Linked DNA regions of Homo sapiens: region 1 is linked to region 2. A link is a contact called in ENCODE Hi-C data. All regions are on one chromosome and are shown on one strand. The core of a region is the stretch at or near the end of the contact, and the rest is flanking DNA. Distances in the headings are between cores, read along the strand shown.

Evidence for each region. Hi-C counts contacts between places; a loop is a spot of excess contacts on that map. Pooled maps may share reads with other maps.
Region 1: a map of sigmoid colon shows a loop between it and region 2 (4-fold over the local background). The contact joins two enhancer-like sites. A Hi-C loop is called at or near these places in 3 of 168 maps with a recorded cell type or tissue (B cell, sigmoid colon and tibial artery) and 12 of 50 pooled maps.

The regions. Positions count from the first base shown.
Region 1 is chr6:3,728,841-3,734,410 of GRCh38, forward strand. The region is part of intron 3 of PXDC1 (PX domain containing 1); the gene reads right to left. Among named protein-coding and RNA genes, the nearest start is that of PXDC1, 20 kb to the right of the region's middle. RefSeq lists a silencer at 3,515-3,809. Within about 2 kb of position 3,840, at least 3 of the 41 ENCODE cell types and tissues checked have a DNase peak (open chromatin) inside an H3K27ac peak, as active enhancers do.
Region 2 is chr6:3,352,969-3,359,149 of GRCh38, forward strand. The region is part of intron 3 of SLC22A23 (solute carrier family 22 member 23); the gene reads right to left. Among named protein-coding and RNA genes, the nearest start is that of PSMG4, 97 kb to the left of the region's middle. RefSeq lists an enhancer at 3,175-4,065. Within about 2 kb of position 3,208, at least 35 of the 41 ENCODE cell types and tissues checked have a DNase peak (open chromatin) inside an H3K27ac peak, as active enhancers do.

The DNA.
Region 1 (5,570 bases), core at 2,590-5,089, 380 kb after region 2:
GCCAGTTCTTGGAGCTAAAGTCCTCCAGCTGCCCGTGAGCCTGCTCATCTCCTAACCACAGCTCTAAGACCAGGACCACCTTCATCTGTTCTTTCGACTCAGAACCTCTATGCACCCCATCATAAAAGTCATGCCTAAAATATACTCCAAATTCCTGGTGCCTTCTCAAATCCAAGGGATTATCTTCTTCCCATTCAGGACACAGCTCCTAACAGCCCTCCCTCTCCCCTGGCACACCACACCCAACAGGAACATCGCTCACTGCCCCATCGGATGCCTTAGTTGCTTGGGGGACTGTTTTCCTTTATTTTTTCTTACACCTTACCACAATTTAGCCTGGTTCATTCCCGTGTATGGATTTGCTTTCTTTGGTAACTGAAATAGTCACTTTCTGTTTAATCTTTCTACATATTTGGTTCTCAGTTCTTTGAACTGCTTTCCATACGAAGAGAATTAGGGAAATTACACAAAAATGAGGAAAGAGAAACAGATTTCCTCCTCGCCCCCCATAGGATCAAAATGTCGATTCATCAGTCAGATTCATCAGGTCATTGCTAAAATTCCACCTGCCTTTCTGGAGAAGGGCCACTGGTGTTTCCTGGGGACATCAGTCCTCAGCTCTTCCCTGCCCTCCTCCCTGTACCACCTGGTAGGGCTGCAGGTCCTGAGAAGGAGCTCTGCGAAGCAAAGAGGAATCAGTGCCCAAAGTCTGGGGTCAGCCACACTTCCAGGTGTAAAAGGGGCGAAAGAAGATGCTTACCAAAGCCTCGCTGAACAGGCGGACTGTGAAAACTGCCATATCCTAACAAGATAAACTAAGATTCCCTCGCCTCTCTATCTAAAATGGGTGGCAGCACAGAACCACTGCCTTTATTGTTTTTATTAACTCTGACCCAAATCTGTCTTTCTTGGGAAGCACATAAAACCTCAGAGCAACCTCCATACAGCCAGCTGACAGCCCCATCCCCCTTTCTCCCACCCCTTTTGCAAAGGGAACTTGGTTGGGTGGTGGCCTACAAGTTAAAACAAATGTCACTGCTGCAAATCACTTCTGAATAAAATTCTGAAGAGTTACTTTACATGCCTAATCTTTCTTAAATGTGAAATTTGGAGCTCTATAAAACGGAGTCATTACCAGTCCCCCAAAAAATAGATTTGTAAGCAATCCTTCCTTAATTGCCTGTGACAAGGAGCCTCATGCACATACATGTGGTTTAATTATTTGCAAGGCTGGCTGGGCCCTGAAGGACACTAAGGTATGTCTGGTGCCTCCTGCATGGACCTTGCTGTCTCAGGCCCGGCCCAGAGAGGGACTTCGCTTAGACTCTCACATTTCACTAAAGATGGTCCCTGAGAAGCTCCGGTTCCCTCCTGGATCCCACCTCTGCTGTCAGCCCCAGAACCTCGAAAAACCTAGGGGCAAGCCAGCAGGCTACACAGCTGGCAGGTGTGCAGCAACCTCTGGAACATTTATTCCCAACACGGGTTCAGAAAGGGATGGTTTATTGAAAAGCAAATTGTCTTAAAACCTAGGGAAGTGTGCACAGCTTTTATACGCCTGTGCCAGGTGAAAATGGAGCACAGATTCTCTAACAGTTTACATTTTTATTTACTTGGTCACTTTAACAAACAAGTCCTAAGAAAAGCTGTAGAAATTAGAACACGTCCACAGTTTAAAAAAAAAAAAAGAAGAAAAAACATTTAGCTGTAGCAAGCCTCTAATTGTAGGGACCACTGGTTTAAGGAGATCTTCTTGCTAAGCCTGTAGCCTGTGCCCCGTTTCAACCACGGACAGCAGATATTTACATGGGAGTTGACCTCCCAGGTCAGTTTTCACAAGACGATGGTATAGACCATGAACTTGTACCTTCAGGCAAAAGGCTGCATTGAGATTCATTGCTACGGGACCAGGGAGCCTGACTTGTAACAAAATCCACTGATAACTTGCCATGTGCCTTCGGCCAGAGCACTAGCAAGCATGGCGTGTCTCAGTGTGGAATGCTGGCTCCTCAGGAGGCACGAGCAGGTAGGAAAGCATGCAGACTGCAGCTGGGGAAGGCTCTGCTACTTATGCCTGGAGAGCAGGTTACTTCTTGCTCAGTTTCTTCATCTGTACAATGGAAATAAAGGTATCCATTCCAAAGGCCATTGTGCAGACTAACTTGAGATGATGTATGTAAAGAATCTAGCAAATACTGAGGGCTCAATAAAGAGTCCTGAGTGATCTATCATGATCATTCAGTGCCCTTTTATTAATTGCCTAACTGGGCTACCCCTATTTAGTAAAAATAAGGTTGACATTATACAGAAGCCAGATTAATGAAAAACAGTGTTCTATTTCCAGGCCCCCTAAACCTAAATAATCAGATTTTGTGGCTGAAATTGATGAGTCCAAACAGCCGTATCAAGGCTGAGGTCCGCATTTCCTCACAGCTATTATGATCATTGTTAGTAATGTCCTCAGATCTGTTATGATGTAAATAAAAAAGAACGGAAGAAAATGCTGTCATTCAAGAAAAATTATAGCATCTGAGCCTCTCTTCAAACATACAGTGTGAATGTCTTAGAAGTCAGCTTAGTATCTATAGCAAGAATCTTTGACCAATGTAGCCATTTTAATCACATACATGACTGATTCCATGAAATAGTTGACTTTCAAGCTATTTTTTTACACTCATATTTTTCCAAATGAAAGCAGCCCTGCTCTTCCATGGAAACTGACATTGGCACAATTCTGTTAACTAAATGAAAGACCTCCTTCACTTGAATTTCAACAGTCTTTCCACCAACGTTCCTCTTTTCCGTGGGGGCCCCAATCCAGGATCTCTTGCTGCAATGAGTTGCTCTGTCTTGGTCTTCTGCGACCTCTGACAGTTCCTCCATCGTTCCTTGTCCCTCATGACCGTAGCACTCTTAGAGAGGACTGAGCTATTTTAGCAAATGTCCCTCGATTTGGGTTTGTTGGCAGTTTCAGAGTGATTCGATTGAGGTGATGCATTTTTGGCAGGAACCCTACACAGTGACGCTGCATGAGACCTGGAGTGGCATATGGGGGTGGGGCTGAGGCTGACAGGTCCTGCTGCTGCTGAGGCTGCTGTGGAGTGCCTGGTGAGGAGGCTTCTGCCAGCTGTTTCCACAGCGAAGTTACCACCTTTCCCTTTGTAGTTAATTGAAGGAGGATGCCTTGCAGCTATGCAAATCCTGTTTCTCCTCAGTTTCACTCACAAATCTTTGCATCTATCAATCAATGGATCTTTTTTGCAACAATTACCAATGTGTCTGTTTGCCTGATGGCAATTTTTCTGTTTTTTAGATGCAGCTATGTTTTCATAGCCCCACAAACGTCACAACCCCTCACTTCAATAACTCTATTCCTTTTCTCAGCAGACACGCGGTCTCAGCCGTGAAAGCATTCATACTCTAGCCTTCCTCCCTTTCACCTCCTCTCTCCCACTGTATTTCCCATGTACTCCAGCAACGGAACAAAACCCAAAGCAGTGCCCTTGTATTAACTGGCTAGCTGGGCTACCCCTACATAGTGAAACTAAGGTTGAGATTGGCCAGAAGCCAGATTAATGAAAAATAAAATTGTGATTCATTTCCAGGCCTCTTAAACCTGAATGGTCAGATTTTGTGGCTGAGATTGATGAGTCCAAGTTGCCAGATCGAAGCTGAGGTTTGCATTTCCTTTTACATTGCACAGCTGCAGCCATGAGGCAGAACGCTCTAAATTCTTGCTTTCTTACATTTGATAAGCATTGGGACAAAGAATGATTAAGGCTGTACTGGTTGGAAGCACTGCCAAGGGATGCAGTCCATCCTGACTGTCCTCACCGTGGCCCCAGGATGTGGAAACAGTCGCCGCGCCTGCTAGCGCCGGGCGCCATCTAGTGGAGCTCCTGACAACTAAACGATCCTAGAAAAGCCAAGGTACTCAGCACCTGCAGGTCCCCATCCCCAGCCTACATCATGAGAGCAGAGACAGTCAGTGCCTGTTCCCCATGGCACCACCTCCCTACACGTATGTCAGTGGCATAAGAAATGGAGGAGGAGGGTGGATGTGGGCTCTCGGCCGGGAATGAATGGAATTAACCAGGACAGCAGTGGACAGGCAGGTTTGCACGAAGGACCCTGCAGGGCCACAGTCCATGCAACGGCTGGCCAGTCCCCTGCAGGAGGCTGAGGCTCTGGAGTGGAGGTGACAACATCAAAAGGCTAGCGTGGGCTAGGCTCTGAATGCCCAGAATGACCAAGAACTTGGGCTTGATGGTGAGAGTGAGCTTTTAAGACAGTTAATAAGCCTCAGAGGTCAGAGCTTTGGGATGACTGGCTCAGTCCTCGGGTTCATATCCTGGAGAAAGGGGGACGCATGAGAGAAAGCCGTGTGGACAGTCTCAGGTGATGCCAGGACTCTCTGGACCCCGCGCCTCAGCCTGGGGAGCCACAGATCCAGAAACATGCCAAATATGGGACCAAGACTGAGAACATGGTGTGCCTATGTGTGAGCCATTTTCTCAAAGGGATGTTGGGGCTATTTATTGTCAATAGTAATTTCATTAAAAAACACTCCTGAAGGGAGGTATCTGCCATGGTGTGCGTGGGTGTACCGCCTCGCCACCGGCAGGCACAACTGCTCTAGATTAAGAAGCTCCCTTAGACACAGTGAGGGGCGAGCTAGACCGGGAACAGAGATCGGAAGGTCTGGGGGGTTCAGAGAAAGAAAACCAGACTCGGTGACCGGCAGAGAAGAGGAAGAGGAGGAAACACTCAGAGCACTTGAGACCCTCGGCTCTGCAAGGCTGCAAGAGGCCATACCGCCTGCCGCCTCCTGCAGCAACACCTCCGGGCCCCCAGACTTTGCACTGAGACTGTTAGCCACTGGCTGGTGCAGACTCCATGGTTACGCAGCCCCAGATGTTAGAACGTGTTCTGTGCTGAGCCAAAGTCGCCCACAGTTACTTCTACCCACAGGCCTAGTGCCAGCCCCCACCTGACCCCTTCCCATGGCAGCCCGCCAACATCTGAAGGTGGCATCCCCTTCCTCCTAGCTGCTCTTCCACATTTCCTCCCATTCTTCTGACCCCTGCCCACCAGACACTCTTCTCTGGATGTAATAATTCATCTTGCTGCATCCCGGGGACAGTCTTGACTTGCATAAGGAGGCCAGGACCCCTGCCTTCCTAGACCTGGACACTGCACCCCCATCACACACGGAAGGCCACAGACAGCCGTGGCTGAAACCTGTCCTCAGCCCTTGCAAAAAGGCAAAGAAAACATACTTTCAATGGCAACATGAGACTCTACGTTTCTCCCTGTTAAATTTCGTCTCACTATGCTCGCCCCTTAGGGTCCACGTGGGCCATGTGTTCATACACATCGCTGATAGAGACGGGAGGCCAGGGCAGGCTGAAGCATGTGCCGGGCACTGTGCCTCAGGAGCTTCTCCATCAGAGGTGGCTCCAGGCCTCTAATCTATCCCTCTCACTCGGGGGCCAGCACCTCCCATAAGGCAAGGCACTAAGAGGACTCTGCTGCTCCTTGATCTCTGGGTTGCCCAAACAGAGCAAAAC
Region 2 (6,181 bases), core at 1,958-4,457:
TGAGGAACAGGGTCAAAATATGTATGAAAATACTACAGTGATTATATTCATTTTTTGCCTGAAATTTTAAGTAAGACTTTTTACCCTGTTCTTCAGCAACGACCAGACCGTGTCAAGAGATGCAAAGTCTCACCTGTGAGTGCTCCGCCTAATCTAAAATTACATGTAAGTATTATTACTTCCCTGCTCACAGGAATAATCTGTTATTCTTGGAGATTTTGAAGGCAAGATGGCAAAGGGCCATAAAAGGCACATAACTGTGGGCCTTTACCTGGCTGCTTAAACCAAAACCTGGTTTTCCAGCATTTGAACAAAAAAAGGGAAACTCCGTCTGTGTTAGATTTCCTATACCACAGCCAGCTCCCCAATGAAGAGGTGCTGCCTGATTCTCCCAGCTGCCAATCTTGCCCTCTTCTACAGCATTTTAGTTAAAATAACTTCCTGTGTCTCAACATCTGGCTTGAGCGGTTTGGCTTCAGGCCTGAATCCCACTCAATGGGAAATGCCGTGACCCTCATGCTGGGATTCACGATGTCACCTGCTTGATTGAGGTGTTCATTATGCTTTACAAAATCACATGTATAAGACTATTAGGAAAACAGTTCAGCTGCAAATCACAAGACTAGGGCTACTGGAATTTTTGCTCCCAAATCACTAGATCAGTCAACCACTGCCTTTCCAGGTAAAGGGCTGTGCTCGCCTCGTCCCATTACCGAAGCTGTGATGTGGCTCTTCTGCCCTGTGCACTGCCACCCAAATGTACTCACGTGATTTCTGGCTTCCAGGGCTGCTGTTCCCAAGAGCTCCCTCCTCAGGAAGCCACACCATTCCCCCACCTTCTTAGTAGAGGCAGACTCTCCCTTCTACCACCAGTGTTTCCCAGGACCCCAGTTCTGGCCCAGAGCATGACAGCATCGAGGAAGCCTCATGCAGAGGCTCCTTACAGATCCCAGACTACCAACTTTTCCAGGTCTCCTATGCGTGGGCTGCTTTACTTTCTCTAAGAAGGCACAAGGAAAAATGCTGGTCCTTGGGTCGGTTGACTGAATCCTTTGATGTGACAGGTAGCTAAGCCACTTATCTGGACCCATAAACCTCCTTGGCAGGCCTGATTGGATTGTGGAAATTTCGATGGTGATCACATGTGTTTTCTCCTTAGAGTTGGCATGGCCAAGACAAGAGCCACATGCAACTTCTAAGCAAAACACACACACAGGCTCACACAAACACATAGCATGGTGCACTCCCAACGGAGAGGCAGTCAGGGCATTGGATGGGCAAAGACACTCCTTTCAGGACCCTTCAAAGGTAAATTCAACAGGAAGTGCACATTTACGGAGGAGCAAGTGACTAAAGGCACTCACAGACTTTTCCTTCTCTTGACTTGTGTACCTTTACATCTTTACATGAGGTGGGTTGGGTAAACAAAAGAAAATCTCAAGAAGATTCAGATTCTCTTTCCATGTCCCTGCTGCATTTAATAAGTTCCTCGATTGTAGTGACCACTGTACTGTGGTCAGATCCATCGATATAGCAGAGACTCTGTGCCTCAAAGGCAAGGCAATGTCTTTCCATCCTCAAGAGACCCAGCATCCAGCAGGCACTCAAGAAAGGATGGGTGAACCATTTATTAGTGGGTAAAGCAATGGATGAACTGAAACACAGTCTGTTTTTAGTTGATGTCCCAGTAAGAGTGTTAGGGGGAAGTCAAGGTGTTGGAGGGGTTGCTCTAGATTTCAATGATCCACACCATCTCTAATTTCTTACTAATTAATCAAATAGTGAATGTCTAACAAATGGGGAAGGTACTATGCTGGGCCAAGTAGCCATGTAATGGGTTTCTGAATCTCATAATTCAACATCATCTTCTTCAACTGACACTTGTCTTTCCAGGTCAATTAAGCAGGCAGCCTCATTAGTTCATGGGTAGACAACACGCAGAACAGACAAAGCAGGACCTGAGGGCCAGAGGGTGACAGTATCTAACTCTGCCCCTAAAAGCACAAGGCATTTGGACAATTTGTGCTACACTCTTTCCTTTAAACAGGCAACAGGAAAAACAATAAAAGATATTCCTACTACCGAGTTTATAAAAACACAAACAAAAAAAACCAGCGCCTCTCCACATGGCAGTATTCAAATCCTTATCTTTGGGCTCCTACCCTCTATCTGCTTGGAAACAGCTCCCTGTCTTTGTGGCCGCCACCCTCCCCAGCTAAAAAAAAAAAAGTCTCCCTCCAAATACTATCCAGTAGCTCTTCAAATAAAATGGGATGAATAGAGAGGCCTTGATAACCACCAGTTTTCTCATCTTCAAACTGGAAATCAGAAATAATATCAGTAAAGACATCGACTTATTAGGTACAGTGAGAAGCCTTTGAACTTAAAAGACGGGAGGAAGACAAGCATGCTGCTCGTGGGTTCGTCACACCCTGTTCTATGCAACAAAGCAACCCTCCCTGGGTCGAGAAAAAAAATCTCCATGATGATCTCTTAGAAATATAAATGTATTTATAGATAGATATTTTCCCTCTTACCATGTGTATAAGAGAACAGGACGTTGCTGGGCAGAGGGAAGTTATTGTGTGAAGGCCAAGGTCATAACAAGGTTACCGTTCTCATGAGTCTGGGCTAGGTCTGGGCCCTCCCGCCCCGCTCCCTGTATCAGCCCCACTCCCAGGCTCCAGAGCTAGGCCACTTGATGCCTGGTCAGTCCTTTCTGTGCCTTCCCAAATTTACTCTCAATTTCTGGCTCATCTACTATTCTCATTTGCTATTTCTTAAGTTCTGGGCCACGGGAGCCCAAGGTCTCACTCAGCCCTGCACAAACCCCAGCTCTCAAAGCCGGCGTCGCTCTCACTCATTCCCTGTCTCCGCATCGACACGGAGGAGCCACTGGATATAACGCTGAGGTATTAAAAAAAGAAGGAAGTTCAGAAAAACAAACACAGTACGACAGCATTTGTAGGAAGTTTTTTTTTAAAGGCAAAACTGTACAACGCAGTGTTCTAGATGTGGGAAAACCTAACGAAACTCATGAGGATGAAAAACAGCAAACGGGGTGGGGAGACTTGTGGACAGGGGAGGGGGAGGAGGCGGGGGGCGCGGGAGGGGGAGGAGGCGGGAGGAGGCGGGGGTGGGTGGAGGCGGGAGGGTGGGACTTATTAATGAGGCTTGTTTCCGAGTCCGGGTAGCAGATACACGTGACATCAGAAACATCTCATAATCACGAAAGAAATCGAAGCACGCGTGCTCTCTCGGGAGGGCCCTCCTTCTGCGTGCCAGCCCTTGGGATCTGGACTTCTGGCTCCTGGAAACATTCAAAAGGAAACCGGTGGGCCATGGAACCGCTGACAGGATTGGATGGTAAAACAGTGTCTTAGATCCACCCTCGGTGCCTACAAGGGTAACAGGCCACACCCCCATCTCAGAGATGGCAGCGACCTCATCCAAGGGGCAGGGGAAGCCTCAGAGGAGTGATTTTAGCAGCCTCTCACTTCCTCATTTGCCTGTGAAAATAAAGCTGACCCTAAACTTACCGGCTCTGCACTACCCTCCCGCTGGCTGCTTCATTGTCCTGGGCAAATCTTCAGCCCCAGAGACAGTAGTGTTTATTTTAGAACCAAACCCGCTGGCCAGGACACCATCCACGTGAAACATTTCTTCCTAAGCCTGAAGCTTTGTTGTAACCCTGTTGTCTTCCTCCTTATTGGCTCAGCAGTGAGATGGGCTGGCTTGAACCTCCAGGTCTTGAAACCTGCCCAAGATACCAACAACCACCTGTAATAAGGTGCAGGATCCCGCTCAAGCCCTTCAGAGCATCTGTGGATGTGTTACCTCATATGCCCTCACCAAATCCTATAAATAAGAATATCAAGTAGTATCCCCATTTCCAAGATGGGAAATGGCCCCTTCAAAGGTCAGGTCACCGACACTGTGATGCAGGTGGTGTCTCTAGGAGAGGCGCAGGCTTCTAGATCCCAACTGTCGTGGTTTGTTCTAAAGGCTGCAGCAGCCTGGACCATAAAGACAATTTTAAAGCAGTAAACCTAGCAATACAGCCTGGAAGAGAAAACCAAAACAGAGCCAAAAAAAAAAAAAAAAAAAAAAAAAAAACCCAAAACAAGGCAGGCACTGTAATGAAATGCTCACATTTACTCCAGTGCCCACATCTGCATTCCCAGAGTCTCAGAAATCCAGCAGGATTCCAATGCCATGGAAATATGTATCATTGTTTTTGCCAAACAAACTCCCTTACCTTAAGCAAAGGTCAAGTACACTGTAAAACTCCCAGTGCAAACAACCAGCTGGAGGACTTATCCCAGCCTCTGTAAAGTCTTTGCTAATAATTATCCAGACAGCTTTCCTAATTTTTATTTTTAAATGGGGTTGTGGCTCAGCAATAGTGTAAGGATTAATCGCCTTATCAATTAGCATGAGGAAAGGACTGCAAATACAAAGTAGGTGTGTTCTTCCTGGCTTTCTACCTGCTCAATTAGGCTCAGGTCTTAAATGATTTCCAAAATTGGACTACATCTACTGTGTTTACTTCATTCTAAATATCAAAAAGATATCTAAAAGCTTATCATAAAAAAATTTAGAATTTCCCTTTTTGGTTACCAGCCTAAAAGCTCCTTAGTTTAGGGACTGTGTTCTTATTCAACAAGCCATGCCCAGCTCCTGGTTCACAGAACACACTGAATAATGACAAATAATGGAAAACAGAAGGCGGCTGTGTATAATGAATGCATTTCATTCACTTATTCAGCAAGGAGGATGAGGTAGCACCATGCCAGGGGAGATGCCGAGATGAAGCCACACCACCGGCCTCAAGGGGCTCACAGTCTGATGAAGAGACACGTGCCTATAAGACACAGATGGGGTTCTGTGCTACAGGAATGCAAAGAAAGGGACGAGGCCTGGGGAAGACTTCACCAAAGAAGCAGCATTTGAATCTTCCCTTAAGGGAAAAGGAAGTAGGACTGTCCTGCCATGTGGGTGAGGGGAAGGGAAGAGGCCTGGGAGGAGAGTTTTCAGAGAGGCAACCAGCTCTTGCAAAGGCGGCCAGTGCAGAAGAGGCTAGACAGGTTAGGTTCTCAGTATCAAAGTCCCCAGGATGGAGAGAAATTGGAACCTTTAAACACTGTTGGTAGGGATGCAAAAATGGTGCAGCCATTATGGAAAACAGTATGGCAGTTCCTCAAAAAACTAAAACTAGAACTGCCATATGATCCAGTGATTCTACTTCCAGGTACTTATCCAAAAGAATTGAAATTAGGATCTCAAAGCACTTGACGTGAGCGCTCCCACGTTCACTGCAGTGTTATCCACAACAGCCAAGATATGGAAACAACGCAGAGGTCCACTGATAGGTGAAGGGACACACGAAACACAGTGAAAAATACAATAGAATATGATTCCGCTTAAGAACGAATGAAATTCTGACACGTACGACACGTGGATGAACTTGGAGGAATTATGTTAAGTGAAATAAGCCAGTCACAGAAGGACAAATACTACATGATTCCACTTACATGAGGCATGTAAAAATAGGCAAATTCAGAAAATCAAAGAGTGGGCTGATGGTTGCCGGGGGTAGAGGGAGGGAGACATGGGGAGTTGCTCGTCAACTAGCATCAGCTTTCAGGCAGGCGAGATGAATAAGCTCTGGAACTCTGCTGCACACATTGTGTCTATAGTTCACGATACTGTGCTGTACACTGAAAAAACCTGTTAAGAGGGTGGGTCTCATGTTAGATGTTCTTACCACAAATAAAATTAAAAAATAAAATAAAAAAGGCCCCAGGAGAGTTTCTGTTTCATCAACCCAAGGAAAACACCGGAAGGAGTCACAGCTCCAGTGAGGAAGAAGTGAGAAGGGATCTGCCATCGGGGGCTGGAGGGATGGTGGGAACCTTTGCCATTTCAAAGGGAAGCCCTGGCTCCCCTCGGGCACAGCATCCTGGGTGGGGTCTGCACCCCGAGCTGCCACCCATTGCATTTCCATGTCAGCGCCATGTCAGGTGCGCTGTGCCGATGTCTAATCAAGTCTCAGTCATTCAGGATGAAGAGAGAATAGGGAATTCAAAATACATAACTGCAAAAATGAAAGCTCCTTTATTAATTTAGTGCAATACAGAGACGTCCCAGAACAACACGGGCTGCATCCAGAATCACAGAT